Linked DNA regions of Mus musculus: region 1 is linked to region 2. The links are chromatin loops, found by intact Hi-C in ENCODE. Cell type or tissue: left cerebral cortex. All regions are shown on one strand. Links, peaks and the distances in the headings refer to the core of each region. The heading gives the core; the rest is flanking DNA. Region 1 has its middle 8.4 kb from the start of Myh2. Region 2 holds the start of Myhas (myosin heavy chain gene antisense RNA).

What was found. A loop is a pair of places that touch in the nucleus more often than their neighbours do. Peaks named below come from ENCODE experiments on the same cell type or tissue, not always from the same donor. Only the 100,000 strongest peaks of a DNase experiment are listed, where the experiment ranks them.
Region 1: it touches region 2 in a loop (6-fold over the local background); 3 of 42 quality-filtered maps call a loop at or near these places.

What each region holds. Positions count from the first base shown.
Region 1 is chr11:67,154,846-67,170,315 of GRCm38, forward strand. No RefSeq gene overlaps it. Among named protein-coding and RNA genes, the nearest start is that of Myh2, 8.4 kb to the right of the region's middle. In left cerebral cortex, for the core only: no CTCF peak of the experiment used is centred there; DNase peaks (open chromatin) are centred at 8,346, 9,129 and 10,380; H3K27ac peaks cover 1,675 bases.
Region 2 is chr11:67,222,056-67,237,525 of GRCm38, forward strand. It overlaps Myhas (myosin heavy chain gene antisense RNA), which reads right to left and starts at 15,226. Exons shown (of 2, transcript NR_146138.1): 1 at 14,962-15,226; 2 at 2,141-2,758. Myh1 (myosin, heavy polypeptide 1, skeletal muscle, adult) reads left to right here. Exons shown (of 40, transcript NM_030679.2): 38 at 92-196; 39 at 316-411; 40 at 2,262-2,520. The coding sequence ends at 2,414. In left cerebral cortex, for the core only: no CTCF peak of the experiment used is centred there; DNase peaks (open chromatin) are centred at 6,908, 7,224, 7,644 and 8,102; H3K27ac peaks cover 2,870 bases.

The DNA of each region.
Region 1 (15,470 bases), core at 5,575-10,574, 67 kb before region 2:
ACATGGATGCTCAGGACAGTGTTAAGTAGATCAATCTCAAACTGCAAACACTGTGTGACTTTTCCTTGGTAGGGGAGGATGGCTAAACCATGATACATTCATGCCATGGTGCAACCGAGCGATGAAGAAAGATCATGGTAATGAACTTGGAGCGTTTCAGGGATGCTGAGTCAAAGAGCAGCCTCAGGGGTTCTGTAGTTGTATGGTTCCATTTATATACTATTCTTTTTTTTTTTTTTTTTTTTTTGGTTTTTCGAGACAGGGTTTCTCTGTGGAGCCCTGGCTGTCCTGGAACTCACTTTGTAGACCAGGCTGGCCTCGAACTCAGAAATTCACCTGACTCTGCCTCCTGAGTGCTGGGATTAAAGGCGTGCGCCACCACTGCCCGGCTATATATTATTCTTAAGAAGAGAATACAGTGGCAGGCAATGCATAGTCATCACCGGGGTCAAGGGTCATGGCTGGAAGAAAAGGTGATGGTGAATAAGTGGAGGGTTTTTTTGTTTGTTTTGTTCTTGTTTTCTGAGTTTTTTTTTGGAATGATGATGAAGCTGTTCTGTGTCTCGATGGTGGCTGTGTTCACACTAATTCATGGATGTAGCCAAAATCAAAGACATGAGCATTGACCTCTAAAATTAATTCTTTTTTTCATTAAAGTTTCTCATGTAATTTTGAAGTTGGGATCGGAAGTAAATACTAAAATTCTGCCAGAAGAGAAATCATATAAGAAGAATGTAGATATTCTGAACAAAGTGTCTGAAGACCTGCTCTTCCGTTGCAACCTTTTATGAGATTATCATGGCTAGAGTGTGGAACTGGTTGAAGTGGTATGAATTCAGAGAGCTGTGGGCACAGAACACAAATCAATGGGAGAAGCTGACCCCAGTACATAAAGGTTTGATAAACTTAGTTCATGAAAACTTTAGTACTTTCAACCATACCCATACGGGCTGCAGTCAGTTCACCCTACCCAGTAAATTCTTGAGGGTAAGATTCAACCAATCCCAGATGGAAAAGGTTTGTATTGCGTCTGTACAGACACTTTCCCTTTGTGATTTCCCAATAACTGGGTCTAACAGGTATTTTTTTTAGCATTTATATATTACATGAAGTATTATAAACAGTCTAGAGATGATTTAAAACATATGAGAGGATGTGGGAAGGAGCCAGGAAAACACTAGGTCATCTTGCACAGGGGACTTGAACACTGGTGGGTTGTAACATCCAGTGGGGCACTAGACCCCATGCCCCTTAGATACCAAGGACGGACTGGATTAAGTAATTTGAAACTAATCTATAACTATCACTTGGAAATAACGTTTAAGGGCTGGAGCGATGACTCAGCAGGTAAAGGTGATGGCCGCCAAGCTTAATGACCCAAGTCTGATGCCCAAGTCCCACACTGTAGATCAGGGCAACTGTTTCCTGTTAAGTTGTCTTATGACTGTCACACATATGCTGGGTATATATGATTCCCTCCATGTTGATAAATAAATACATAAAATAATTTAAAAGTAAACTTTAAAACTTCACATTATACAAAGTTAAATTTTAGATGCAACAAAAAGAACTAATTGTATAAAACAAGATTATAAAAGCATTTTTTTTCAGAATCGATGAGAGAGTTCACAGAAGTATAATTTCTAATGGAGGGGTGGGGAGCCCATCAGAAATGAAATAGAATATATTCACAGTATGCAGTAGCTATATTAACATATTTGCCCATATGAAAAGATTATTTCTTTTTTCTTTTTGGTTATTTTATTTATTTACATTTCAAATGTTATCCTCCTTCCCAGTTTTCCCTCCACAAACAAACAGATTTTTTAAATGTAGAGTACAATTTCTTCTCTCTCTCTCTCTCTCTCTCTCTCTCTCTCTCTGTGTGTGTGTCTTTCTTTTCTTTATATTTCTTGTTTCTTCCTTTCTTTGTTTTGAGATGGGATCTCATGTAGCTCAGACTGGCCTTGTACTTACTATTTAGCTGAGGGTGACCTTGAACTCCTGATCCTTTTGCCTGTCTCCTGGATGTTGGGATGACAGTCATGTACCATCATGCCTGGTCAATATATTTCTTTAACTGAAACATTTCATATGTGCCTATTATAACTGTACACAAGCTAGTCTAGAGGGCTGTATGCTCCACTGCTTACAGAGAGATGGAAGGGCTAAGGTGAATGGAGAGCACTCATGAATAACTTCACTAGTTAACTTTTAAAAGATCACTGATGTACACAACAGTCTTATTTATTGTAAAGCATGAACTAACTTTGCCACCCCCCCCCCCACACAATCTGCTTGAGGAAAGGGATTTGAAAGAAGAACCTAGAGGAATTGGAGAAACACTTCATCCAAGATGTCCATGAGAGCCTGTCCTAAGAAAAGGGATCCACACTGGGTCATGCCAGAGTCCTCTTGGCTAGAAGGGCTTTTCATTCAGGCAAGACCTATCACTTTTCCACCCTAAGCCCAGTGCCCCAACAAGAAGCAATTGTTGAGGAACAAGAGAGACTTTCTGATCATCTCCAGGACCAGGTTATGTTCACCCATTTGATTTGCAGTGTTTTGTGTATGAGGAAGAAAAGCAAAAACAAATCAAGAAAACCACTGCATCCTAGGCTCCGAGAGATGGCTCAATGGTTAAGAGCAGCGACGGGTTTTGCAATGGTGACCGAGGTTCAGTTCTCAACACTCACGTGATGGTTCACATCCATCCACAACTCCAGTTCCAGGGGATCCAATGCCGTCCTCTGACCTCCATGAACACCAGATACACAGGTGGTGCACAAACACATAGGCATGCAAAACATTAATACACATAAAGTAAGTTGATTTTAAAATGAAGAATGCTGTATCCTGTGATCTTAACTATGATGACTAGTCTGGCCATTATTGTTAGTGCTAACCAATAGCTAATGCCTAGGTCTACAGAGATGCCTTACTAATCATTTTCTGTGGGGTTTATAGATGTAAGTCATTTATGAACATTAGCCATAATACAAGAGGTGATGTTGGATAAGAAAGAGAGGGAAGGAAGGAGGGAGGGAGGGAGGGAGGGAGGGAGGGAGTTAAGGAAAGAGAAGACAAAAGGGAGAGGGAGAGAGAGGGAGAGAGAGAGAGAGAGAGGGGGAGAGGGGGAGAGGGGGAGAAGGAGAAGAATGTCTCCATTGGAGAAGCCCTCTGTACACAAAAAGCAGGAACAAGTATTCCCCTCCTGGCCTTACACAGGATGCTGGAGGCTTGGATAGTCACACTATCTGACTGTCGTTGTCTTACCAGGCTTCATGATTGCCCAGGCCTCTCCCCACCAGAAGGTGATCTTCATGGAAGACACACAAGATGAGATGCATAGAAAAGCCCTTCTCATCTCAGCAGAGGAAGAATTTGAAATACACAGTTCTGAAAAGTGCTCAGTGATTCTATGAATATATCAGGTATATTTATTCCCACACATAAAACTCCTTTTGTTAAAATTACTGATGCTGCTAGTAATAAGAATGGAATTTAAAATGACTTTAACGGAATAAACGACAATTCTGTCAGGATAAATCAAGTCCTGCGTCATGTTTTAAAGTTATCTTTTGTGCTTATAATTTTACTTGTGAGACATACTGCTACAGGGGAGAAATTCCTCAAGTTGTGCTCCTAATTTAAAAGTCCTTTACCGCTTGGGCTTGGGTTAATTGGAGCTACTTCGGGAATTCCCGCTGAGTTAATTGTCATAAGGTTGCTTCTAAAATTGTCCTTAGGACAAACGAGGCCTTACTACTTTAGGTAGACACAGCTCCCCACAAACAGCAAGAGTGAAGTCTTTTAGAATGGAACATACATACCATTGTTCATAAAGACATTTATAGCTTTAAGGTTATGAGTCAGTATTTCTTAGAAGTATTAAAGACCATTTTTCAGCACAGCAGGAAATTGGTTTGCTCATGTAACAAAGACTCTCGGAGTACCAGGTAAGATGGTGCTGGACAACCTGGACAACTGCTACTGGTGTATACAGTTTTTGTAAATAATGTTAATCTTCCTCTCTTCCTCCAAGAAGAAATGAGGGTCAGCTGAGGAGCTCCCGCCTTCTCACAACTGCTGGAGGAAGCCTAACATTTGCACGAAGCACCTGAGTCCTTCAGGGCTTCCTTTCACTCTTTCAGGCCAGCCTGAAATATTCATCCTGAATGACTATTTTCTAGCTGGAGTGCGAGTTGAAGGGACCGAAGATGAGCTGAAGATGTTCTAACCCTACAACAGCTAATACAGCACACCATATCAAGTACTTCCTGTCCATTGTGTCATCTGGTCACCACACAATTACAATAAGGAGGGAACAGAAGCTGTCAAAAGTTTTTCTTTGTAGCAGATGTCAAGGTACTGAGAACAAGTGGCATCTGAGCTCTCAGCATTTAATGGGGCACCTACACACATCTGTACCCCAAATCTCAGGGCACTTTGTGGAAGAAGGAGTGATCTTAAGAGTCATACTATAGGAAGGAGGGCTGGTAAAAACTATGCCGCTGGTGAACTCACAGTAGCCACTGTTGCCTTCACAGGGCCATACAACACTGAACCAGTAAACATTCATTCCCCCAGAGGGCTTATGGGGCCCTGTCTCATGCAGGGGAACTAATGGCAGTCAAGGGCTGCCAAAGAAGAAGCCATTGCTTTGAGTGCTCAAGTCACTGGTGAGCTACAGAACCAATGCATAGTGTTACATCTGTGCTTGTGGGTGGCCCTACGTGACTCCATTTAAACACATGGGTCATGAACAAAACCAATAAAAAGATGTCAAAGTGGGGTAGAGACTTGGTGGGAGGGAAGAGGGGTTGGTGGAGGTAAGAGGAAGATGAGAGGGGGTTGAGGAATGAGTATGACCAGAATGTTTTACACACACACACAACACACACACACACACACACACACACACACACACACACACACTCATACTCACACACATTCACACACACAAATAGTAGGTAGGTAGGCAGATAGGTAGATAGTACACATACTATATCTACATATGTATAATATTGTCAAAAAATAAATTAGCTTTAAAAAAGAGTTTCAAAAAAGTTAAGCAATATGGTCCAGGCCACTGAGCCATACATTTCAGCATCAGGATGTGAGATGTCCTAGAGCATGGCTCATCATCAGCGAACATGAAATGGACACCTGAGGTGGAGGCCCATGTTTTGAATCATCACTCCACGTTAGATTTGTATTTCCTTCATCACCATCTCCCTCAAGATGTTGACTGCTTTCACTGTGCAGATGGCTTCTGTGGTCATTTCATGCTCTGAATGAGAACTGTCACATGGGTTCTATGAGGAGTGAAAACAGTCCAGTTATATGCGAGCAAATAGGTAAATTAAGGAACATCTGTTTGCTAAGGACCTTGCCGATCTGTGGAGGGTGAGGAGGGGATGGAGCTGGCTGTTTTGAGGACTTACTTCTCTTTTGTGTTGTGTGCTCTCAAAGGCCTTGGAGAATTCCCCACTTTGTTTCAACTGATTTGCATGTGATGAGGAACTGGGTAAAGGATATGAGAACTACAGCCTTTTGGAGACAGTGGTCCCTCACAGCATCAGTTGTTTCTAGCTCTGTTCTATCCTCTATGCAGAAGGATGTCCTTCCTTTATTCTGTAGGTAGAGAGTTCTGTCCCACCATAGAGCGGAAGTTCAGAAAGGAGCAGTGAGCTGTCATAGAACAACTTCTCATAGAAGAAAAAAATTAAAAAATTTAATTTGATGGAGACATTTGAACTTTTCAAGTCTGACCTTTTGGCTAGTTTTTTTTTTTTATTTTTTTTTATTTTTTCAAAATTCTTCGTAGCCAGGTCTCTAGCTGGGAAACTCTTTGATGATCCACAGGGGCACGATCTGTGAAGTAACTGATGTGTGGCAATAAGTGGCACCTTCAGAAGGATACCCATCTTCCAAGGGCCGGTCACAGTTACTTCTTGTAAAAGACATCAGATATGAGAAATAGGATTGCTCATTATTCAACTTATGAGGCTAACAGACAGATAGCCTTCCTTCCTTCCTTCCTTCCTTCCTTCCTTCCTTCCTTCCTTCCTTCCTTCCTTCCTTCCTTCCTTCCTTTCCTTCTTTCTTTCAAGTTCAGCACCTTCGGGGATGTCCAGACCATGTACCAAGACAGGCCGCTAATGTGGAATGGTGAGCTACATTGATGCCCTTTGACCTTGTGATATTTATCAAATGGTAGGACTTTATTCTGTCTTTCCTGAATTCTCTGTATCTTCTGACTCAAACTTCAGTGCATAGCAAAATCCTAGAGTTTGAGTTTCACCCCTAAGTTTCTGATACCATAGGTCAGGGATGGGGCTTGGTAACGTGTGCAGATACCAAATTCCTAAGCGAGGCGGCAGCTGTGAGTCTGGGGACACTTTGGGTGCTGGTGTCCAGGACACAGAACTGTAGAACCTGCAGACAGTTCTGACGTGTGCCCAGCATCACAGAAGAGCCATGTACTCATTAGCATGCGGATTGAAGTGTGGTATAGGGAATATTGAAATAAGCATAGATGTTACCCTTGAGGTCAAGAAACCCTTACAGCAATAGGAAAGGCTTAATAGGTTTTCATAGACAACTCAGATGCCTTGCTGAGTAGGTGTTATGTGGTTGGCATCTCAGCAGGGATGGAAAGGCTGGAGAAATCTGCACATTTTGGAAATTAATGATCTTTGGACTCATTATAGAAAAAAAAACAGTGAAAATGAACTCAGGGTCTTTTTCCTTCAAATATGTTACAGGCAGTGTCTTAGTCAAGGTTTCTATTCTGCACAAACATCATGACCAAGAAGCAAGTTGGGGAGGAAAGGGTTTATTCAGCTTACATTTCCACATTGCTGTTCATCACTGAAAGAAATCAGGACTGGAACTCAAGCAGGGCAGGGAGCAGGAGCTGATACAGAGGCCATGGAGGGATGTTCTTTACTGGCTTGCTTCTCCTGGCTTGCTCAGCCTGCTCTCTTATAGAATCCAAGTCTACCAGCCAAGAGATGGCACCACCCACAAGGGGCCTTTCCCCCTTGGTCACTGTACTGGCTAGTTTTGTGTCAACTTGACACAGCTGGAGTTAGCACAGAGAAAGGAGCTTCAGTTGAGGAAATGCCTCCATGAGATCCAACTGTAAGGCATTTTCTCAATTAGTGATCAAGGGGGAAAGGCCCCTTGTGGGTGGGACCATCTCTGGGCTGGTAGTCTTGGGTTCTATAAGAGAGCAGGCTGAGCAAGCCAGGAGAGGCAAGCCAGTAAAGAACATCCCTCCATGGCCTCTGCATCAGCTCCTGCTCCCTGACCTGCTTGAGTTCCAGTCCTGACTTCCTTTGGTGATGAACAGCAGCATGGAAGTGTAAGCCGAATAAACCCTTTCCTCCCCAATTTGCTTCTTGGTCATGATGTTTGTGCAGGAATAGAAACCCTGACTAAGACAGTCACTAATTGAGAAAATGCCTTACAGTTGGATCTCATGGAGGCATTTCCTCAACTGAAGCTCCTTTCTCTGTGATAACTCAGCGGTGTCAAGTTGACACACAACTAGCCAGTACAGGCAGCAAGTTCCAATATTAGTGACAGCACTTGTCACCATGTCAGTTGGGGGTCTCCAGAGAACAGAATCTATATGACAAGTTGATGGATGGCTGGAAAGCACTGTCTTTGTAGAGATAAAGACATTTTGAGCTGTAGAACTGAGACCAAAAGGCTAACCAGGACAGTTCCTAGAAACTCCCTAAATTATTGAATATTTTATTTATTTATTTATTTATTTATTTATTTATTTATTTATTTATTTACTTGAGACAAGGTGTCACTATGCAGCCCTGAATGGCATGAAACTCACTCTGTAGATCAGGTTGGCCTTGAATTCATAGAGATCTGCCTACCTCTGCCTCCTAAATGCTGGGATTAGGTTGTATATAATCACATTCTGCCTATTGCTTGTCCTTAGTGCCAGCCTAGATCATTTACTTTAATATGACCCCAGGAGGGAGTGTCTATTTAACAGTTAGCCACCCCATAATGAGTCTGAACCATCCAGGAAGGATGGGACTTTGCTATTCCCACCATCTCTTTCCTCCCAGCTGTGATGTACTTTTGGCTAAGTATGTGCTCGTGTGCTGAGCATGTTAGTAAGCTCCCTGTTACTTTAACAAACACTCAAGACAGTCAGTTTGCAAACAGAAAGGTTTATTTTGGCCCAGTTTTGGATGTTCCATGACCGAATGGCCCCATTGGTTTGGGCCTTTGGAGAGGAAGCCATTTGCCTCGTGATGAGGAAACAAGAGGGAACAGGAAAGATATTAGCAAAGTCCAAGACCACATTCCTAGCAACCAAAAGGCTTCTAACTACAGAATCTACCAGCAAGCTGGGAACTAGTCCATGAGCTGTTGGGAGACTTTTCAGATGAAAACTACAGTAGCATGAATAAGAAGGACACACCTCCCCCAAATGCACACAGGCAGTGGAGTTCAGCCCATCAGATCTCCACAGGCTGTCTAATTTGAAGAATCTTCAGGATTAGCTAATTAATGTTTTCCCACAGGATATGCTTTATCATGGGGGATATCAATGGTTTTTAATTTGTTTTTCTTATTTGCTCAAGGGAGAAGGAATACAGGAAATGAAGCTGTGCCTTCCAACACACCAACCAAAGCAAATGAATGTGTGTATGTGTTTGCCTGTGATTTACAATAAAAAAGGGCCAAACAATGAGAAAAATCCATGAAAACTTCTGTGTTCGATTTTCCAACGTGAATGGAGCTGGGTCTCCAGCATTGGCTTCTGGAAGCTAGGCCGCAGGCTTCTGTCCTGTGGTCAGTTTCTTGGGTCATGCCAAGTTTTAGCTTCTTCACAGGACCAGAGCTTCAGATGGCATGGCCATCCTTCTCTTCACATAAAAAATATCCTTCCTCCTCAAGCTCTAAAAATACCCTGGGCCTTGGAGCACGGCCTCCTTTTCAGCAGCTCCTCTTCACCGGAACAGTTGCTTGACCTGGAGCAAGCTGAAACCAGAAAGGACAAAGAGTCTGCTTGGTGGGGGCGGATGCACTTGTGGGTCTCCTTGAAATGCCCAGTGTACAGAAGGAACAACAGTCTTTGCCTCCTCAGCCACGAGATCCCAGCCCACACTCTTTGCTTTGCTTTTCTCAGGGAAGGCTTGGATGTGGTATTTTTAGTTTGCTTTTGGTGGGAGATGATTTGGCAAGATGAGATCAAAAGCAACTTGACTTTTCATTCTTGCAGTTGAAATAAAGTAAAGAGAATTAGGTTACTTGGTGATTTCTTTTCTTCCCCCCCCCCCCCCGCCAGCTCTAAGAAGTTAACTTTAGAAACCTCATTGTACTCAAATGAAATAAAATTCCTCAAAGAATTGGTGGCTAGACTTTAGGTCATGTAGAAGACTGTTCAAGAACTCCATGGTTTACTATTCTGGATTCATGCCAATGCGTTCTCTGTCTCTCTGTCTCTGTCTGTCTGTCTGTCTCTGTCTCTCTCTCTGTTTCTATCTGTCTATCTGTCTGTCAGTCTGTCTCTCTCTCTGAGTCTGTGTAACTCTGTGTATCCCTCTTTCTGTATCTCTCTGTCTCTCTGTGTTTGTGTGTATCTGTCTATATCTCTGTGTCTCTCTTTCTCTGGGTGTCTATGTGTATCTCTCTGTGTGTCTGTCTCTGTCTCTTTGTCTCTCTGTGTCTCTCTGTCTATGTTTCTCTCTCTCTCTCTCTCTCTCTCCCCCTCCCTCCCTCCCCCCTCTCTGTGTGTGTATTAGGACCTCACTCACATACACCGAGCAAAGCCATTATCCCCAGGCCATAGCTGTGTTGGACTAGCATCCCTGTAACATCCTTTGTTGTTACAGGCTGTAAGTCAGGCTGGTGGAAGAGCATAGGAACTGGGCAGAAGTATAAAGCATAGCTGTTTCCAGTTTCAAGAAGCATCCACATGAGTGAGGACACTGGTCCAGTGGGGAAGGTGAATGGTTAGGAGTCCTGACAGAATTCCTGAATGTGTTCTGGGGTTGGGAAGAAATCAAGGGGAGGAGTCAGACAGGGACAGGTCAGTGGAGCTGATAGCCATGTAGAGGATGGAAAATCAATCCGAGGGTACAGAACTGTGTGACAAATGAAGCAAAGAGAAAAAAAAACGAGGTGGAGGAAGCAGGTGCAGTGGAGTCTGAGGGAAGAGGACTGTGAGCTCAAGGCCTGGCCGCATAGCAAGACCTTGTCTCCAAATAGCTGGGGAAACAATCAACCATCAAACAAGTGGAAGGTTTGTGGGGAGTGAGGGGAGGTCAAAGGTCTGACGACATAGGCAAAAAGGAACCGCTCTGGTCAGCCCTGTGAAATTCTGGAAGAGGACAATCATTCTCAATGAGTTAGTCAGCATAGCCACTTCTGACACATCCCACCCAGCCTGTCTCCCTAGACTCTTTCCTCTTACAACACTTCTCCAAATAGACCGAATTTTCCCTCTTCTTAACTTTGCTCTTTCTGCTTACATTTTTGCATCAAGAATTTCTTTTTCCCTGGACTTGACACTGTCAAATCCTTTACATCCCTTCATGGACTCTAAGGGGGATGCGATCAAAACACATCATATACGTGTTGGGAATGCCACAGTAAGACCCATTATAATCTAAAACAAGTGATATATGCTAATAAGATTGCATAAATTATAATAAAATAATTCTGTTTTTTTCCTGCCAACACGTTGAGTTTGAAGAGACTGAAGGAACAGGATGGCAGAGATTGGGTACAGGTGGCTCTTTCATCTCATCTTCTCGGGGCTCTGTATTTAAATCTTTTACATTCCAGGATAACTATTGTTATATTTATTACTTTAGCTTTCTCACAATGGTGTATGGGACCCAAAGGCGACCACTTTACTGACTCACATGCCAATCAGCAGCCCAAGGGCTTTAGAATAGCCTGGAGTAAACTAGACTCAGGGGTGCATGCATTAGGCTGCAGAAGCAACATGGCTGCAGTGTGATCACATAAGACACTTCATTCACTCCTGGATCTTGGTTCCAAGAGAAAAAGTAAAGAGGGTGTATCTGTCCCATCCATGCCTGTTAAAAAAGATGGCCACTCTCAAAAACCTATCTACAGTTCAAGAACTCCTGGTAAAGTGTGCACTTATTGAAGTAATGGGTGCTTATTCTTAGCCATTAAAGCTGTGCATATATTGATGCCTGTCATGTAGGAATGGGGACAATAGAGACCATGTATGCACACTGATCATACCTCCCAACTTCATTGTTGCCTGGACATGGGTTTTACATGAGCAAACGCTGACATGTGCACAGGTGAATGTGTTTTGTCTCATGTCTAGCAAGACACCACTTCTCCAGATGGCTGTAGGGGCACATGCTTACTATCCCACCATCCCAACACTTGAGAAGGAGAATCCCAAGTATACATAGCCTGGGCTATGTATACAGCAAGAGCCTATCTCAAACAAGCAAAAATTTCTCCCTTTGTTTTTCAATTATTCTTTCCTCAAGTGTCTGGTGTGTCCCCACACTCAGATACGTTTACAGTTAGAAGAAACAAAATATGTTTAGACTCAAGGGAGTTGGTCTCTTGCCTCAGTCTTCCGTAGTCACTAGGATCTTCACGCCCAGATTTTGTGCTTTCTGCTGTGGCACTTCTGGGTGAGGGAGCCTGGGTATGGCCACCTTGCTCTGTCCTAAGCACTCACCTGGATTTTGTTGGGCTTTAATACAGTACATTTTCCTGGACAATTCCATCTATGAGTGAACACAGATTCAAAACTTCCTTCTTCTATACTTGTTTCAATGTAGCACCAAATAATGTTGGAGTTGTTTAAGGCTAAATATGGAACAACCACAAAGCCACTTCAGATACAGAAAATCAAACTTAAAATGACTTTTGAATGATCACATCATCTGTTTCGAAAATTTTAAGTCATGGGAATCTTCAGGCCTTCTGCTGCTGTCATTTTGTTAGTTTGTTGTTGTTATATTTATTTATACTCTGCTCTCTCTCTCTCTTTCTCATTCTCTTTCTTTCTGTCTCTCTGTCTCTGTCTGTCTGTCTCTATCTCTGTGTTTGTCTGTGTCTCTCTGTGTCTCTGTCTGTCTCTCACTCTCTCTCTCTCTGATACTTGTGGGATTTGGTTCTCTCCTTCCATCAAGTGGGTCCTGGGGCTTGAACTCAGGTCATTAGACCTGGAGGCAAGAGCCTTTACCTGCTGAGCCACCTCATTGGCTCCATTTTTTAGTTTATAAAGTAATTGCTTAGAACATGCTGTATCTGGATGTTCAAGCATGTTTATGCAGGTGGATTGCTGATACATAGTTACCAAGTTTGGAGCAGCTAAACAGCAATTCCTAGAAAATTATCAGTATCCATTGCTTTCTGCTTACAGAGCCATGGGCCAGGAGTTTGGTCTACTGCAGAGAGAGAAAGAGAGAGAGAGAGAGAGAGAGAGAGAGACAGAGAGAGAGAGAGAGAGAGACAGAGAGAGAGAGAGAGAGAGAGAGACAGAGAGACAGAGAGACACACACAGAGAGAACTGACCCTCTGAAAACTACCATCTCCAATCCTGCTTCTTCTAAGCCATCATCTTATATTTCTAATTCTGTGTCCATACTTCTTACAACCACAAGTGATTCTCTTTAATTTATAAATATTATTTTAGAAATCTCCAGCTTTTATTTTAAAAGCAATAATAGAAACTGGTTTTTCTTCCTGTGGGGACTGGAAGCCTTTCTTTCTTTCTTTCTTTCTTTCTTTCTTTCTTTCTTTCTTTCTTTCTTTCTTTCTTTCTTTCTTTCTTCCTTCCTTCCTTCCTTCCTTCCTTCCTTCCTTCCTTCCTTCCTTCCTTTCTTTCTTTCTTTCTTTCTTTCTTTCTTTCTTTCTTTCTTTCTTTCTTCTTTCTTTCACTTTTGTTCAGTCTTCCACTATTATCAAGAATAATAGTGTCCAGTGTCCCAGAGGACAGCTGTTAGCCAGTTTCTCCATCCACTCCATCCATTCTCCACCCACCAAATCTCCAGTCTATGCTATGATTTCTTCACAGCTATCATTACTGTGACAGCTTTGTGTGTCTTATAGGACCAAATTGTGGTTCCTTCATTAGGTGGAATAATGGAGAAGAATGTGTGGGTGAGATCTGAACTTGACTGTGATAAACCCGGGAGTGATAAGGAAGAGAGGAGGAGATTCCATGAAGACAGTGGGGGCTCATATGGAGCCTGGTGCATGATGGGTAACTGGGATGACAAGCAAACAAACCTCACTGTAGCAGAAAGTTCAACAGAAGCACTAACAAAACACCAGGGCCACCGTAATCACAATCGCTACATCAGCTGAGTAAGCAGGGGTACCACACACTGTTCTAAGTTTCTAGGCCTTCTATAATTTAATCCTCAGACACTGCTATGCACCACTACTTTTTTATCCTTTTATATTGTGGGAAATGGAGACTTGGGAGGGTATTCTAATTTTCCAAGGGCATACAGCTTACGTGTAGTCGAAACATAAATGCAGGTCATGAATGTTAAGACACGCCCTGAGTGTGCACACTTGGGTTTTGGGGATACTTCCTAAATGTTAGCTCCTACTTTGGGTTTAACAAGGGTAAAACCCAACTCCTACACTGAAAAGAACTTGGACCCCATACTTTTAAATCTTGCTGTTATGCTGATTTGAGGAGACTTGAACCACTTTTCAGTATCCTTTTGATTCTTTAGACCCAGTCCTCCTGTAGACAAGATCAGTGGCTGTTGTTCTCCTTGGAACCTCTCTTCACAGCATAGAACAACACTCACTCTTGAATTTCCCCCATTTCTGACTTTGGCACCAGATTTGAATATGACAATTAGCCCAGGGGGTGGCCACGGGAAAGAATTAGGCCAATTCCTTTGATCAGTGCTGAAATCTAGGAGCCACAGAAGGGATATTTGTCCGGAGTTGTTTTCAGAGTGGAAAAGTACACTAACCCAACTCATTGGGTCTATATCCAAAGTGCTGGTTAGAGTATTGAAGAAGATTTGCCAGTCACAAGTCAGGAACCAAAAGGCAAAAGGAACAACTAGGGCACGTCTCTCAAACACTGGGAAATGAGTCTTTGGATTTTCTCCTTCAACACAAAAAGGCGCCACACCAGGTATTCTCTCTCAAGTAGCACAACATCATACAACATCTGAGGGAGGAGCGCACAAGGGGCAGAAACAATACACACACTCTGAGATGACCGAGTCACTCTGAAATGACCCGAAAGTGAACATCAGCTCAGAAACAGCACAGAACGAGAAATACTTAATAAAACTTAAGGAAGACGTTCGTGGGGACCAGAAATAAAATAAGAGAATCTCTAAATATCAGATCAGACACTCATACTGTCTGTTTAATGGAAACCTGAAGCATAGCTCACCAAAGCAGAAGTACTCATGTGTCCCAGCCTCAAAAAAGCTACAGATGCATCGTGGAATGTTGATCCACTCAGTGTTAGAGGAGCAGATGGGACATGACCTTGGGGCAGCCTTTAGCTGTGAGATAACTGGACAAGGGTCCCTTGAGAGTAGCCTGGGCTTTGCTGGAGTTTGGCTGTGTTCTCTTTCTCCCCACGGGGAGGCAAGCACAATGGTGTCTTTGGCCATGTGTTCAGTGGAACCAGGAAGGACTTCAGAGGCCAACTGAAAGTGTGGCGGGCCCTGTTGTTGTCAAGAGACCCCAGTAATTGCTGGAAAGCTGGTGTTCCAGGATGTTTGGGGCAGGGCACAACGCCCAGAAGGCACCAGCTGAAGGAAAGGTGCTGAAGGGGAACTGTGATCCTGGGTCGTGGCTCAGACTGAAAGCTCCAAAGTTTGAGCTTTGACTGCATCAGGCACTTCTCCGTGTCTGTGACTAATGTGCCCTTTGACCAACTTAGCAACTAAGGACTTTTTTAGCACATGGGTTTTTTTTTTTTTTTTTTTAAATTACGGCTTCATCAAGTCTTGAAGTAAAAGAGTTCAAATGGGTCAACATTCTACTTCCATTATCCTAGAAAATTCAATATTATAGCTCATTAGTGAAGGCAGAAGAGGAGTCTGGCAAGGTCTTCATGCATCATTTTAACTGGTATGAAAAGCATGATTAGGCTTTCACTCCCTTTGTGTGCGAAGATCTCCACGATGCTAATTACCAAGAATTCAGAAACTGCATCACTTAAAAACTTTTGATTAGAAAAGTGTCATATTTTGAGCACAAATTGAGGTGTGGGTTTTTGTGTGTGTGTGTGTGTGTGTGTGTGTGTGTGTGTGTGTGTGAGATCTAGCTCAAGTTTTTCCCTAACAGTTTAAAAAAGATATTATTCAGAAGCTCGAGATAATTCAGTGTTTAATATTTTTTCTTAATATGGTAGATATTATATTTGCTATATTTTATTAACAAAAGAAGGGGTGGACATATAAAGAGCGTCATTTATGTAGATACAGCCA
Region 2 (15,470 bases), core at 4,899-9,898:
CATAGACACATGCAAGCAAACACTCATACACATAAAGTAAAATAAGCAAATCCAAAACCAAAAAAATTTTTTAATTCACCTTTTGGTGTAGGTCCGTGAACTTGAAGGAGAAGTGGAAAATGAACAGAAGCGCAACGTGGAAGCTATCAAGGGTCTGCGCAAACATGAGAGAAGAGTGAAAGAACTCACTTATCAAGTAAGAAAAAACCCTTTCTGGGCTCCTACCCCTATGCGCAAGACATTAAAAACCATAGATACAGAAAAGAGAAGGGATATTTATGTTTTCAAGAAACTCACACTTTAAAAATCTTTCAGACTGAGGAAGACCGCAAGAATGTTCTCAGGCTCCAGGACCTTGTGGACAAACTGCAATCAAAGGTCAAGGCCTACAAGAGACAAGCTGAGGAAGCGGTGAGATCAAAACCCCTGACATGATTGGGTGGTCAGCAGAAAAAACCAAACCAAACCCAAAAAGATGAGCAAGACAAGGAAGGATCCATCAGAGGATCTAGTGAGGGTCTAAGAATGTCGTGCAACTGGCCATTCTGAAACAAGCCAGAGAGAAATGTACTAGTGAGAATAAGGATGGGGGTGTAGCTCAGTGGAAGAATGTGGGTAGGCTTGGCATCTCTGAGGCCCTGAGTCCAGTTGTAAGCATTAACCCAACCAACCAAAGCATAGTCCCTATCATGTTCTAGAGAGGGGGAGGAGGAATGTACAGAGTCTTGTCATTGAATCAGCAAGACTGAGGAAGAGAACAGTGTACCTGGGGCCAGAGAACCGGGCAGAAAGTAGCTCACAAGGTCTTCTGGGCCCTGGAAAGAAGCCTGCATCATAATACAAATGCAATCAGGCCACAGAATCAAGGGAAAGATCCCCTTCCAGGACAGATGTGGCCTGCTTTTTATTTTTAAGGGTCCTTACTACAGTGTAGAGAAAAGATTGTTGGATAACCCAAGTAGGTGCAGAAATGTGTGTTTTCAGGTAGGTGTGTGGCTTGTATTAAGGCAGAAATAAAACAAGGAGAATTGATGAGTTTCAGGATTCATCCTGGAGAGGGAAGGCATTAGGCTTGCCAGTAGGCTGGCCCTGGAAGTAAAAAGAAACAAAGCAGGCATAATCCACCAAGTTGTGGTGTGAGTAGCCAGGTGGGGGAAGTAAGATATAACTGAAATGGAAATAAAGGGGACCAGATGTTCCAGATGAAAAGGAAATAGGAATTCTACTTTCATTCCATCGCAAGTTATTGTTACATACACACTAAAGAGATCCAGGGTGAAGCTGAAGTGTCATGCATACTATGGAGGGCAGAAGGTTCAGTAGTGCTCTGACTGCAGCTTGACGCCGTCACATTTCCTCTTCTCTGACTCATCCTAAGGAGTCAAGTATCACTTGTGTCTCTGTGGAGACATATACCTGTACATTGCAGATAAAGTCCTCTGTCCACTGGTGGCTTTTGTTTACCTCCTGAGCTCTTAGCTCTGAGAGGAAGAGAAAGATGAGGAAGAGAGCAAAGGAAGAAGCGAGAACAGACACATACACGCGCGCACCTCGCACCCACAGCCTGGCAAACCACGCACCTTCCCTCCACTCCAGCTCTTGCTTTCTTCTACTGTGAAAGGAAGATGCAACGGCTTTCCCGAGCCACCCCATTTAAAGTCATTTTAAGCTTCGTAAATGTTCTAAATCTGAATGTCATATTTTGCGAAGGTTCTTAATGAGACACTAAAAAAAAAAAAAAGAATAATTACTGGAGACTAAATTAAAACTGGCCTTTCAAAATTCATTACTGTATCTTCAAGCATAATCAAAGACAACTTGGATTATTTTAGAGAATAATAAACATGTTTAATTTCTAAACTTTATTAAGTGGGGGATAATTTATGACCCAAGTGGCAATAATTTATATTCAGTTTGGTGTCACAGGGATTGCTTGTGTGAGTCTCATTCATCCTCTGGAGCCTCATCAGGAGCAATGACAACAGATCCTGGGAACCTGGCACAATCATAGTAGTGTTAGCTTTTCTGAAAGAAAAATTGTTCTTTTCTTTAAGACAGACAATGTCATCTGTGTTTACCAATGACTGCATGAAGTATATGCGGAGTTAATAGAACCAAAAAAAATGTACACACTTGTCTACACTTCTTTGAACATTTATTAGAGTGGATTGGTTTTAAGCAAAAAAGACAGCCAAGATGCACTGACCCTAAAGTCTAGAAATGTGAGCATTTCTTCCTTACAAATGCATTCTTACTCACAGGAGGAACAATCCAATGTCAACCTGGCCAAATTCCGCAAGATCCAGCACGAGCTGGAGGAAGCCGAGGAGCGGGCTGACATCGCGGAGTCCCAGGTCAACAAGCTGCGGGTGAAGAGCCGGGAGGTTCACACCAAAATCATAAGCGAAGAGTGATTGATCCAAGTGCAGGAAAGTGACCAAAGAGATGAGCAAAATGTGAAGATCTTTGTCACTCTGTTTTGTACTCATAACTTTGGGAGATAAAAAATTTATCTGCCAAGAGCTCGTCAGTCTCTTCCTTTCCCCTTTCCATGGTGGCCGATCATTTTGTACATCAGGGAGAGGAAAAAGAAAAGAACCATTGTGCTTATATCTATGACAAACTCCTTAGTCACCCAGGTTAAGCATGGAGAGCAGCCAGGCCAAGTCCAGTAAGTACCACACACATGCCTGAGGGAAGACGGGGAAGCCTGGAGACATGCTTGATCACCTTCCTGAAGGGATATGAACAATCCATCCTAAGAGGGAGTAAACATCAATTAAAATGGCAGTTACATACATACAATCAGAGCAAAAATTTTAAAAATTGTTTATGATTACTGTCAAAAGTAGTTACTATAGTAACTTTACTAAAATGACAGGAATCACTAAACTGGGGTTAGGATTCTTTGAAATAATAGGTGCTCCACTTCTTGCTTGTCTCTATGTAGAGGTGTGCAGACTTGGTTGTCTACAGATGCTCAGATGCTTTTTAATTGCATCTTCTTGGCACTTAGGGATGGCAAAGGAGGATTAAGAATGAATGTCTCTCGTTTCTTCCATTCTTTGGAAATTGCCATATCTTAGTCCTTTTCTGATTTTTGATAGACTACATTAATTATCATATATCTTGCATTTTTATATCAGTTACCTATATACTGAATGCCTCTTCCCTGCTTTCGCTTTCACTAACACACACACACACACACACACACACACTTGCACACAGGTATACATACACACACACACACACACACTGACACATACATACCTGCACACAGGTATACACATACACACACACACACACACACACACACACACACACACACATACGTACACAAACATCTATATTTCTTTTATGGAAAATCTATCTAATGTTTATCATTTTTTTCCAGATATGGTCTAGCATTATACAAAGCATCTTCATGATGGTATAGTTGAAATTGAAATACCTTTGACTCCAAATATTTTAATTGTCATAAATGTGTTTAAAAACCAATCATTAAATGTACATTGACACCCTACTTTCTAGATCTGCAAGACCACAAAATACATATAATATACTGTACAGATGTGGAAAGTCTAGTTATTATATAACACTTCACTCACCAATAGAAATCCTAGATTTTGAGCTCCAAAGTACCTATGAACTTTAATGTATTGCAACAAATAAAAATCATGGTATATAATTGAAATTTTGGCTGAAAATGTCAAGTGCCTAAATGTTTCAGATAAAAGAAAAGCTTCCTACAATGCCGTGACAGTTGTTATTGTCATTACAGTAATGACCGGACCTCTACCTGTGCTGAAAATAAGCACAGGCCTTCCATTTAGGTTAATTTTAGCAGATGGTGAATAAATGAAATAGTTAATGGCTTTATTAGAAATATAACAAAGGTCTTTTTAGAGCAATATATAGCCAGTTAAAAAGGAATAATACACAACTAATCATTTTTAACCTTATCACGCAGTAGGTTAAATTGTGCAGCATCTCTAGACTCAGCTCCTAGAAGATTTTCCCTGTGTTGATATGAAGCAATATGTGTTTGGATCCAATGGGTAATCATAGTGCTGCATCTTGAACTAGACTTTAAAATAATTTACAAAGCAGTTTTAACAATCCTAATTTTCCAATTTCCTGCAAAAGGAATCATACTGCCATTCCATTTAGCTTTTGACTTAGTGGAAAAAAGCAGATAGGTGGACAGATGCTGGCAAAGAGGCAGGAGGGAGCAAAGGGCCTGGCTGTGCTGGCATCTATTAGCTGAATCTTCACTTGATCATGACTGTGCTGGAAAACACAAGCTGTCTACATACCATTGACACTACCCCATCACAAGCTTAAGTTGAAATCTACATGTGCTCTCTCCCCGATTCTCTCTCCAACCTTTACTATCTCTGTGTGTCTCTCTCTCCTATCTCTCTCTGTGTCTTTCTATGTCTTTCTCTCCCTTCCTCTCATCCCTCTCTCTCCCCATCTCCTTCTCTCTCCCAGTCTTCTTCTCTTTTTTCTTTAGCCAGAAATAATATCTCTATCAATTGCTAGAACTACTTTTAGTTTTTAAGAACTACTAGCCTAAGACATGGTATCCTGTATAATTTTAAAAAACCAAATTCATGGCCTTTGGGTTTTTTTTTGTTTGTTTGTTTTTGTTTTTTTTTTTTTTTTTTTACATAAACACACACACACACACACACACACACACACACACACACACACGTGGGGCATTGGGCTATACACAGACAGTCTGGTCTCCCTTGGAGCTGAGGTCTGAACCCCGGAGTGGTGCTAATTCACTTACATGGCATGGTAGGCATTCCCTCATGTCTCCTGGACTCAAGGCTCCAGTTGAAGTTACTGCCCCCACAGCCTCCACAGGAGAAGCGTGGTTAGTAGTCACATAGACAATGTCCCAAGCTTCTGACCTTCAGGCTAGACTCCTCCCAGTTCCCTAGCAACAGTAAAGTTAACAGTCCACCATAACAGGGGCTGCTTGGCCCCACTTCACCCTCTAACCTCTCCTCATTTTCTCCTCTCCTCTCCTCTCCTCTCCTCTCCTCTCCTCTCTCCTCTCACCACTCTCTCCCTCCCTCTTACTCTCTCTTTCTTACTCTCTAGCCTTTCTTCTCTCTTTCCTTTTCCCTCTTCTCTCCTCTTGGCCATGGCCAGTCTCTCTCTCTCTCTCTCTCTCTCTCTCTCTCTCTCTCTCTCTCTCCCCCTGCCTTTCTACAATAAAGCTCTAAAACCATAGACTGTCTCTGTTCATCAAGGTCCACTGCACTTGGATGATGGGATAGGCTTTCTCCTAATGAGCCATTTCTAATCTCCTGATGGAAGGCCTTCCTGTGATCCAGTCAAGGCCCAGACTAAGGACTCTTATCTGCGTGGAAACCACTTAGGGTGTGGCCCTGGGGCCCCTTGTTTCAGGGGCTGCCCCTTGTCCACCCCCCATCAAGTGGGGTCAGTGGCTTAGATGCCCACCAGGGGCCGAGTGAAAAGCGTCTGGCAGCTCTCCCACATCTGCCTGCCCAGAGCATGAGGAACTCTGGCCAGAAGTGGGCTATCCTCCCTTCCCCCTCTTCCCCTACACTGTCAACACACACACATGCACACACACACACACACACACACACATCATAGCCTATAAATACAGCTTTGCTTGCCTTCCATTACCCTCTAACTCTTCCTTCTCTGAGGCTCATGCCTACCTTTGTCAGTAGGAACAGATTACAGACTTGAAGATCCATATTCCTGCTGTGAGCCCCAAAACAAAACACTTTGATTCTGTTCCAGGCCTTCTATGCTCTTTTCAATGCTGGCACTGCATTCTTAGGGAACTAACTACTTGGTGGCTCAGAAGAGCCTTTATAGAACCCCTTCAAAACATATCTGCAAACAAGCCTATTAGTTGTGCGTTCTGAATCATCAGCCCTATTGACAAAGGATCCCAGAGTCTACCTGGAAACAACACTCACATCTGTCTGAGATCCTGCTAACAGAACTGCCAACTACAGCATTCCAGACCCCAAAGCAGCCTCAAAATCCAGCTCTATCACAAACCTACTCAAGTCTACTCAATCACAAACCTAGAGGCAATCCCATGAGTCCTGTGTTGTAACAGGGTAGGGTCTTGCCCATGTAGAAAAACTGAAACTTATATTTGTCCTTTATGTGTAGAGACATCAATGCAAAGTTTACACTGATAATGATCAGGCAAATGCAACACCAGTAAAGGGAATAAGTAAAGCATAATAATAATAATAATAATAATAATAATAATAATAATAACAATAATAACAACAACAATAATAATAATTAACCAGAGCAATGGAGATCAATCAACATTCTGAAAAAGGATTCAAATAATCGTCTTAAAAATCTTATTAAATAAAAAATTTAAAATTCAGAAATGTATAACTAAACAAAATCAGGACAATAATTTATAAACAAAAAATGAAGCTTAATAATAAAAAAAAGAGAGAGAGAAACCAGGAACTGAACATCCAGATCTTAGCACAACTGGCACCATATGAGAGGGACCAATCTCACCTTAAAACCCAGCACACAGGGCCAACATCTGCTAAAATGAGAACAAAGACCTAATCCATCAGAGACCTCGTCCATCTCTCCAGGATTCAGGAAAGTCCCTAAATGTACTAACCCTGCCTTTTGGTGTCTGTCGTTCTGATTCTCTCTAGCTATTCTTGCTAACTAAAGTGTATCTTATGAGGATGTGGTTTTGTACATAAAATAAAAAGAACTGTGAGGATCAGGGCTTGTACAATCTGGGCAAGTTCCCAGACATGCAGACACCCACCAGCGATAAAGACTTTTATTTCAACTTTCTGAGTGTTCATGTGTACTCTCTGGTAGACTTACCTCAAAACACAAGGACAGAACGGAAAGACCCAGTTCCAACATCACACTCAGTCACACAAAAGAAAACCTAGTGAAGGCCAAGATGCACCATTTGAAAGTACCAAATTGTAAGAGAAATGGGGAAAATGAATGAACAAAGCATAGATAGGGATTCTGGAACACTACCAAGTATGCAAATATATGGGTTGTGGGAGTGCCAGAAAGAGAAGAGTGAGAAAGGGAAATAGGAAGCTAAATTAAAGGCTGGATACATTTCCCCCAATTTTTGGAGGGATGTAGATCCGGAATGACGGAAGCTGAAGGACCTCAAGAAAGGGCAACCCAAAGAAGACTACAAGACATGTTAGCGTCAGATTGCTAACAAGTTTAAAAGCTGCAGGAGGAAAGTAACTTATCTCTTGGGAACCTGTAGGAGGAAACCGGTGGGAGGCTAACAGTAAAGTTCTCTACAAACCAGAAAACTTGCACACTCAGTTCTAAAAGAAATAACCACCAGGCGAAAATGCTGTGTACAGAAATATCATCCTTCAGAAACTTTTCTTTCTCCTTAAAAAAAAATTCTTGGCAGACAAGAGTTGAAAGAATTCATCTCAGTAAGAGCTATCATACAGGAAAAAAAAAGAGAGAGTCTTCACATTAAAATGAAAGAACTCTCAAGTCACAACACGGAGACATGAAACTATAAACTCGCTGCTTAAGGTAAACACACAGTCGATGCAGAACACCCTCATATTGTTTGTGTTTGAGATAGTCTCACACCGTAGCCCAGGATGGTCCAAAGAATCTTGTAGCAATCCTTTGTCAACCTCCTAAGTGATGGAATTGTAGGAGGGAGCTGCCACTGCTGGCTTCAATACCCTAACAGAATGGTTACGAAACTTTTAATTCTAGACTAAGTAAAATTTAAAAGTATCAAAATAGCTACAGTTTCAATAACTTGTTAATGGACACATAAGGTAAACATACATACAATGTGGCAATATTTTATGACATAAAATATTTTAACAGTGTGTGTTGAAGTCCTATACCTGTCTTATATACCTGGCTTTTTAGGGTTGTAAAAATATATATTGGGGAAAAGGAAGAAATTAAACAACATTGCTTTGAACATACAATGCAGTATTACAAAGTCATTCAAAAGTAGACCTTGCCATTTGTAACTACAGTGGCTGCCCAGTGAGAACATTGTGCCAAGTCAAATAGGCCAGACACACATTGCACAATCTCATTTCTGTGTGGAGTCTAAAATGTCAGGCTCATAGAAGCAGTGAGTTTCTCCAGGGGCTGAGAGTTGGGAGAAACGGACAAATATTGGTGAGAGGATACAAAGCTCTTGCTTACAGGATAGCTATGTTCTCAAGACTTAATGTGCAGCAAGTGTGATGATCAACGTATTGATCAGGCTGTGGTAAACACTGGGGACATGCATTGTATGTAAAGCCTTGTATATATAAAATTTATCACATAGATTGTCAATAGTTGTTAGCACTAAAGTATTTTAAACTAGGAGAAGCTGGAAATGAGTGTCAGGAAGTGGAAACTGTCTCTCATTCCTACTGTCTTGATCTTCATATAAGGAACTCACCCCTCAACCCTCTTGGGAAGTTTATGCAATGGAATATCTTTCTCTTCCATTTTCTTCCCAAATCCCTTCAAATCTACTGGCGTCTTTCACACTCTCCCATGTTCTCCTTTCCCCAGCTACTGTCTGTCTTTTGAAACTTCCTTTCTGAGTATTGATGTACATACACGGCGTCTTCACTTCCCCCACTCATCAGCTCCTGCGAGCCTAATGTTTGTCCCCTCGTCTCCCTTTCAGTGACATTGTTGTGATCCTTAGTGATTTATTCACTTTCTGAACTAAACGCTGAGTCCTCAGCCCGACTTTTCTCACGCAGATAGAATGCCTCTGACCATCTTTTCCTTTTGGGATGTTCTCTCTTTCTTTCTGATTTCTAAGACTCTGATCTTTTCCGGTTATCTTCATGGCTCTGCCTATCCTATCTTTTCTCTTTCTCTTCCTTTGACAGATCTCCAGATGCTCCTGAAAACTCAGTGTAATGGACTCAAGTCCCATTTTGAGCGCTTCTATTTTTTATGATATTAATATGCCGTAAGTTAATTGGTTAATGGGTTGGTATTGTGTGACTGTTTGACTAATTAGGATGGCGGTGGATGCTGCTACAGCCTTGATAAATGACTGTATAATATATCATCCTTTTATGACCTTTATCTTTATAAATGGCTCACTTACAACAACTCAGTGAAATGGTAATTTTCCCCCCATTTTACAAGTGAAGAATTTGAGCTGTTTGAACCAGGTTCTGATTCAAGGTCCCACATTCACTCTACTGCCATTCAGAAGAATGCGTTTTGGGTAGTATTCCCTCTCCCCCTACAGGTTATTCTCAAACCTGTAGGAGTAAAATTCAGCCTTTATTTCCTCAGCATCATTTTCCTTCTATCTTCTGAAGGCTGTTAACATTGACATGGTAAAAATCTATCTTTTTAAGTGGCCGTTGCGAATATACGCTCCACAAAAGCTTTGTCCCGTCTCTATACTTTAAAGCAATTTGTGCACTAGCCCCAATTATACTATACACTATAACAGCATACACAATCAAATTCTTTGCGTGGTTTAGTGGGTATCACGCACTGTGTCAGAGCAATACAGGAAGGGGTTGTTACTGCAAAGGCCTCTCCATTTTCATTTTACATTTCCTCTCTGTGTGGCTCCATCTAGTCTCCTGGCTTCCAGTACCATCCATGCCCGATGAGCTGTGAATTTATACTTCAAACCTAGCTCTTCCTTCCTCTGAGATCTATGCTCAGTCTCTGCTAATGATCATTTCCAAACCAGAAATAGACACAATGAGTCCATGCCCCTCCTCTGTTTTCTTCAGAGCAAGGTTATATCTAATATCCTATCACAGTAATGACAACAGTTGCTCATGCTCAAAATCTCAGGATCAGCCTTAATAACGTTAGGTTTTTTTTTTTTTCATTTTTTCCCCATACCCAATAAATCAAGTTTTATATTAGTTAGTTTCTGTGACTGTGACAAAATACCATGACCAAGGTCAACTTAAAGGAGAAAGTTTCATTTAACTTATGGTTCCAGAGAGTTAAGAGTTCATAATAGTGGGGACCATATGACAGCAGGCAGGAAATAGGAAACTGGCTGATCACATTTTGTCAGTATACCAGGAAACAGAATGAGCTGGAAGCCCGGATAGACTATGATTCTCAAAGCCCTCCTCCAGTGAAGTCCTTCCTTAGCAGGTCTCCACATCCTAAAAGTTCCATAACCTCTCAAACAGTGTCACTACCCGGGGACTGAATACTCAAATACATGAGCCTGTGGGGAATGTCCCTTATTCGAACCACATGTTCTTTCAAAGGCCATCAACTTCTGTCTTTGCTGCCATCTTCTTCAACCCACCATCACTTATGATCTACTCTGTTACATAGCTGAGCTTCCATCCCAAGTTTCAGTCATTCTCAACCTCAGCCAGAGAGCTCTGACGACATCACTTTCTAGTTTGCTCTTCACATAAAGGACAGATCCTGAAGGTGGTCCTTGACTCCTTTGCAAGCATCACTGGTAATGCTCCCCTCTTAAGAGTGCAGTTAGCCAGCTGTACTAGCTGTTCAGGTCCATGGATTTGGAACTTAGAATATCATGTTTCTCCCGGCTTCAGGAATCCTTTATCACCTCCTACCATCATGTTTTGGCACACTATGGCTGACTTAATAAGAATAAGTCACATCGGCTCATGTATTTGAATGCTTGGTTTCCAGCTGATGGAACTGTTTGGGAAGGGTTAAGAGGCATAGCCTTATTGGAGGAGGTCTGTTACTGTGGGGGAGGGGCTTTGAGGTTTCAAAAGCTAATGGCATTCCCAGCTGGCTCTCTCTGCCTCATGGCCGTGGATCAAGATGTAAGCTGTTCCTCTTCCACCACCATGGACTCTGACCTTCGAAACCCATTTAGCCAAATTAAAAAGTGTGTTTTAAAAGAGAAAAACACTTTCTTTTTCCTTGGCCATTGGGGTTTTAGTACAGCAATAGAAAAACAACCAAGACGGAAGTTGAGACCCACCCAGTTGGCTTGCTGTTCCTCCAGAGAACCTGGATTCAATTCTAAGCACAAATATGACAGTCCACAACCATTTCTAATGCCAATTTCAGGAGATCTGATACCATCTTATGGTTTCTGTGGGAATTAGGGACACATATGATGCACAGACATCATGCAGGCAAAAAACCCCTACAATTAAAAAAAAATTAAAATAGTTCATTTCTCTCAATTACTATGAATTTTTTTGTTGTTGTTTATGGCTCACTATAACTATAGACAATATGTTTCTGTCACATCAAAATGTAAGCCTCATCTATGCAGGCCTGGGGTCTTGTTCTATCTTTGGGGTTTAGAGCAACTACTGGATGCTTTTTCTTGTTCATCTACTGCTTCCAGTCTCATCTGATTGAATCACTCAGCCCAGATCCTGTCTTTTATCCTGTGCTCATCTTCCAACCACTGATCCTTCCCTGTCTCTCCTCTCCCTTCACTTTGCCCTATCTTATCTCTTGGTTTTATGCATTATACCCAGTCTTATCGCAAACGTCCAGTTGTTCTAAGCCATGTCATCTTTCCTCTTCGGTTCTTCTGTTCTGCCTATGCCTCCCACTCACTTGTACATCCTAGCTCATCACCCAGGCCTGTTAGTACTTGCTGTCTTATCTCTTCTCCTCGTTTAGGCTTGCTGCCATATACTTTCCTTCAGGCATTCCACACAACCTCACCTTGTGCTTGATTTTGCCCGATCTCACCTACTCAGTTCCTGTATTGCTTTGTCTCTGTGGTGCAGTCATTCCATCCTGGCCTCTCCTGGTCTTTCACTTTCTGTACTGCTTTTATCTTTAACCCATTTATTACACCATCCTTCCTCTCCTTCCTCCCCTCCCTCTCCCCCCTCCCTAATTCATCTCATCTTCTCTCTCATTATACTACCCTGTCTTTTCCCTCGAGTTCTGCCCTAACTCGCATCTTCTCTCCAGTGGTTACATCTGTCATCTTGGCCCTGTTACTAGAGGCACACCCACATTTTATAATGATCTCTGCTTTACTTGTTTAAATAAAAGCAGCTGTATTTAGTCACATTTTATTTCTGAATGTCCTCCAACGACAGCATGTATTTAATAAGAACACATTTTTTTCTTAGATAGTTCTTTAGCTTTGACCTTTTTAACCAAATGGCAATCATTCACACAGTGAAATTTATAGAGTCCACACATACCCACTAATAACTTGTTCTTGAAAATTAAAACGCTGACTCTGTCTCTCCTCGCAGTGGAATCTTCCCTCTTCACGGCCATGCCTTGTGGATGTGCCACCACGAGGGAAGGTAGTGCATCCTCTTTCCTCTCCTTCCAGCACCGTGGCAGATGCCAGTTGTCAGCAGTTGTGGCCCTGGCATCCTGCTACTTTTTTCTACATTAAAGGTTTCCTAGTGTCAGATCTCAAAGAGATAAGTAAATCCTAAGATTTACTTTGGCTTTTAATCTCCAAGACCTCCTCCTGGAGCAAAATAGCAAAGCAGGTCTTGCTGTCTAGCTGGGATCAAGCAGGCAAGGATTCAAGGGGACATGAGCAGGAATTAAAATTATCTGCTGATTTATTTCTCATTATAGTCCACCAATACCCAGGAAATTAGATTCTCAAACACTAATTACTAATGTTACCTGGATGGTGGGGACCACTTATGATTCCTCAACCCTGAAGTGTCAGACAATGAGGAAGGAAACACCATTAATTTATGTTTAAATACTGCACCAGGAATCAATGGAACCCTATAGAATGAAGTGAAGCGACTGTTACAGAGAGACAAAACATTCCATTCTTCCCATTCTGAGACTTGCTTTCCTAAGACTCTGTGCCCTGAGTTAATTATAACATCTAGTAAGTGCTTCTTCCTCTTCGAATAGTGGGAGGAGGAGGAGGAGGAGGAGGAGGAGGAGGAGGAGGAGGGGGAGGAGGAGGAGGAGGAGGAGGAGGAGGAGGAAAGGTGTAGACAGGTATGGAAGGAAAGAAGTGCGTGAGTAAAACTCCTGCACATGTTGGGGCCAGGGCTGACTATGTCACCAAGACAGAATTTTCCCATTTATATTCAGCAACATAAGAACACAAGTCTTGACATAGTTCTGACTTTTAGGTTCATATATTTTCCATAGTTCTGTGTGTTGTATCTTGGTTTTAGCTTATTTATAGCTTCCTGGTTTTGGAAATGTCAACTTCTGGTGGGTAAGTATGTGCAAGAGGATGTTGTAGCAATACATGAAGCTGAGTTAGGGGGACGGGGGAAAAAGAAAGTTGGGGAAGCGTTCATCAAAACAAAGTGTGTAGGAAGAAGATATATGTCCACCTATGAGCTTACAACTCAGAATAGAAAATGTGGAAGGAGAATACACCTGATATGGCGGACCAAGGAAAGGGGAAGAAGACTGAAAGTGAAGGCAGGACACCACTGGAGAAAGTTTGTAGACCACAATTAATGGCTGGCATAGAAATGAATCCGTAACTTTTCCCAGTAGTGATGTTGTGGGAGTCTCAGGGTAATTTAATAGAAAACAAATACCAATTGGACTTGCTGAGTTTTAAGATGTTTTATTGATGTGCTGTCATGGCTGGACACCACAAAAACCAGGCTATGAATATCTCAGTCAAGGTTTCAACTGTGTTACAAAATGTATATCAAAACCTGAAAAACCTGTCTACTGGACATTCCCTAAGCACCTACAATCTTTTACAAATACTTTAACTTTCTGGGAGATTCAGGAGTCTGTGTGCAACTGTAACCTTGCATCCCTAAGAGAGGAATGTGTACCTCAGCGCCCCCTAGTGACATTGTTCTGTGCATTTTATAAAGACATGTGCAGCATTGAGACTATATCCCAACTCACACATGGTGATATAACTTAACACAATGACTTACAACACACAATTAACTTTTATGACCATGTAAGGTTTAAACGGTGTTAAATTTTTCCCAGATGTGTTTGCAATAGATAAGAAAATATATACAAACTCTCAGAATCCTGTATTTCCTCATCTGTGAGGATCATAGGGGGAATGCCAGCAAGAAGTGTTTATTGGACTGCTGAATAGCGCATCCAAAATACACCCTGCTTTGGAATAAGGCGGGCCTTCCCACATGTATGTAGTCATAAAGTACCAGGAGAGTACAAGAGAGCTCAGATTCCTTTCCTGTGTCCTCTATTTAGACATCCCTTGGACAAGCAAGCCCAGAGGAATGGTGTTCGCCCTCTATCAAGGTCACTTCTCTTCTCTTCCTGCCCATGATCCATGGTATTTTCTGATGTTTATTATTGTGGTCCCTGCTGGTTGGCACTATTGTGTCATTGTAGTGTCTCTGGGGTTCTCAAGATTGTAACTGATTAACGGTCTGATGATGAGGTCCGTAGTCAGTCTCTTTTAGCTACTAATGCACAAGTGAGCTCTCTGCCTCATTCAAACTTTCTTCTTTCATCTCTCAGATCTAGATGCTTTAAATAAATAATTATTACGCCTATAATAGTGATAGCTTGTAAAAGGGGTGACAAAATGAGTTGTGAAAATCTTAGAGGGTCAGAACACTTTTCTTTCCGGCTTTGAGCCTAACACTTGGGGTAAATCACTCACTCAGTGTGGGTGGCTGCCATGGAGGGTAACCTATTGTGTAGCATTACATGCAATGACAATTTAAAAGTATAAAAGATTTTACCTGCCAGCCTGTGAAAGACAAGTTCACCTGATAGAATTATAAAGCAACCATCTACTGAATTTAGCAATTTAAGTCAGGAGAACAGTGGTTGAAAATATCAGGCCAGATCACAGGGACAGTTAGAGTAGATTTCCTGTCATATTCAGCAACAGCTGTGCCTGTATCAAGTTAGTCAAATCCAACTCGGCCTTTCAAGGGCACCGTGGAGGCCGATCCACCCACCTTCTCTGTCCATGGGGAGAGTTTTGTGGACAGCATGCCTTTCCTCCCACCTTAAGTAAAAGTGTGTAGCACCCACCTCATTGGCGTCACCGCTAGCCTTGAGCCTTTGCCTGTACCCTAGGAAATCTTGTCTGTATCTCCTTCCGTGATGCAGCAGAAACACTCATGGGTATCACACAGCAGTCTGTTGCCCCTGCAGTGCACGAGGGAGACGTCTATGACAAACCCTCCAGAAACGGGCCAGACAAGTTCATCTCTGTCCTGACTCCCTCTCCTCTTACTACCAACCCCTTCCACTGCCTAATCTGAGAATTCACTTTCTTCCTCATGGTTAGACCTTCAGACTTTAGAAGAATCTATCACCAGTCTTTCTAAAACTCCAGCCCTTGCCTAAGAATTTTTATCTTAATATCTGTCACTCGGTGCTTCCAGTCACAGTGTCAGATCTAAAGTTCACTCCAGACTCCGTAATGGCTCTAAGCACTAGCAGATTAATTAGTCCCACTCGCCCCACACCGGGCTCGTTCCTGTGGAAACAGCTTTATAGGCACGAGAGTGAGTAGGGACCTGGCTTTGAATTCTGTG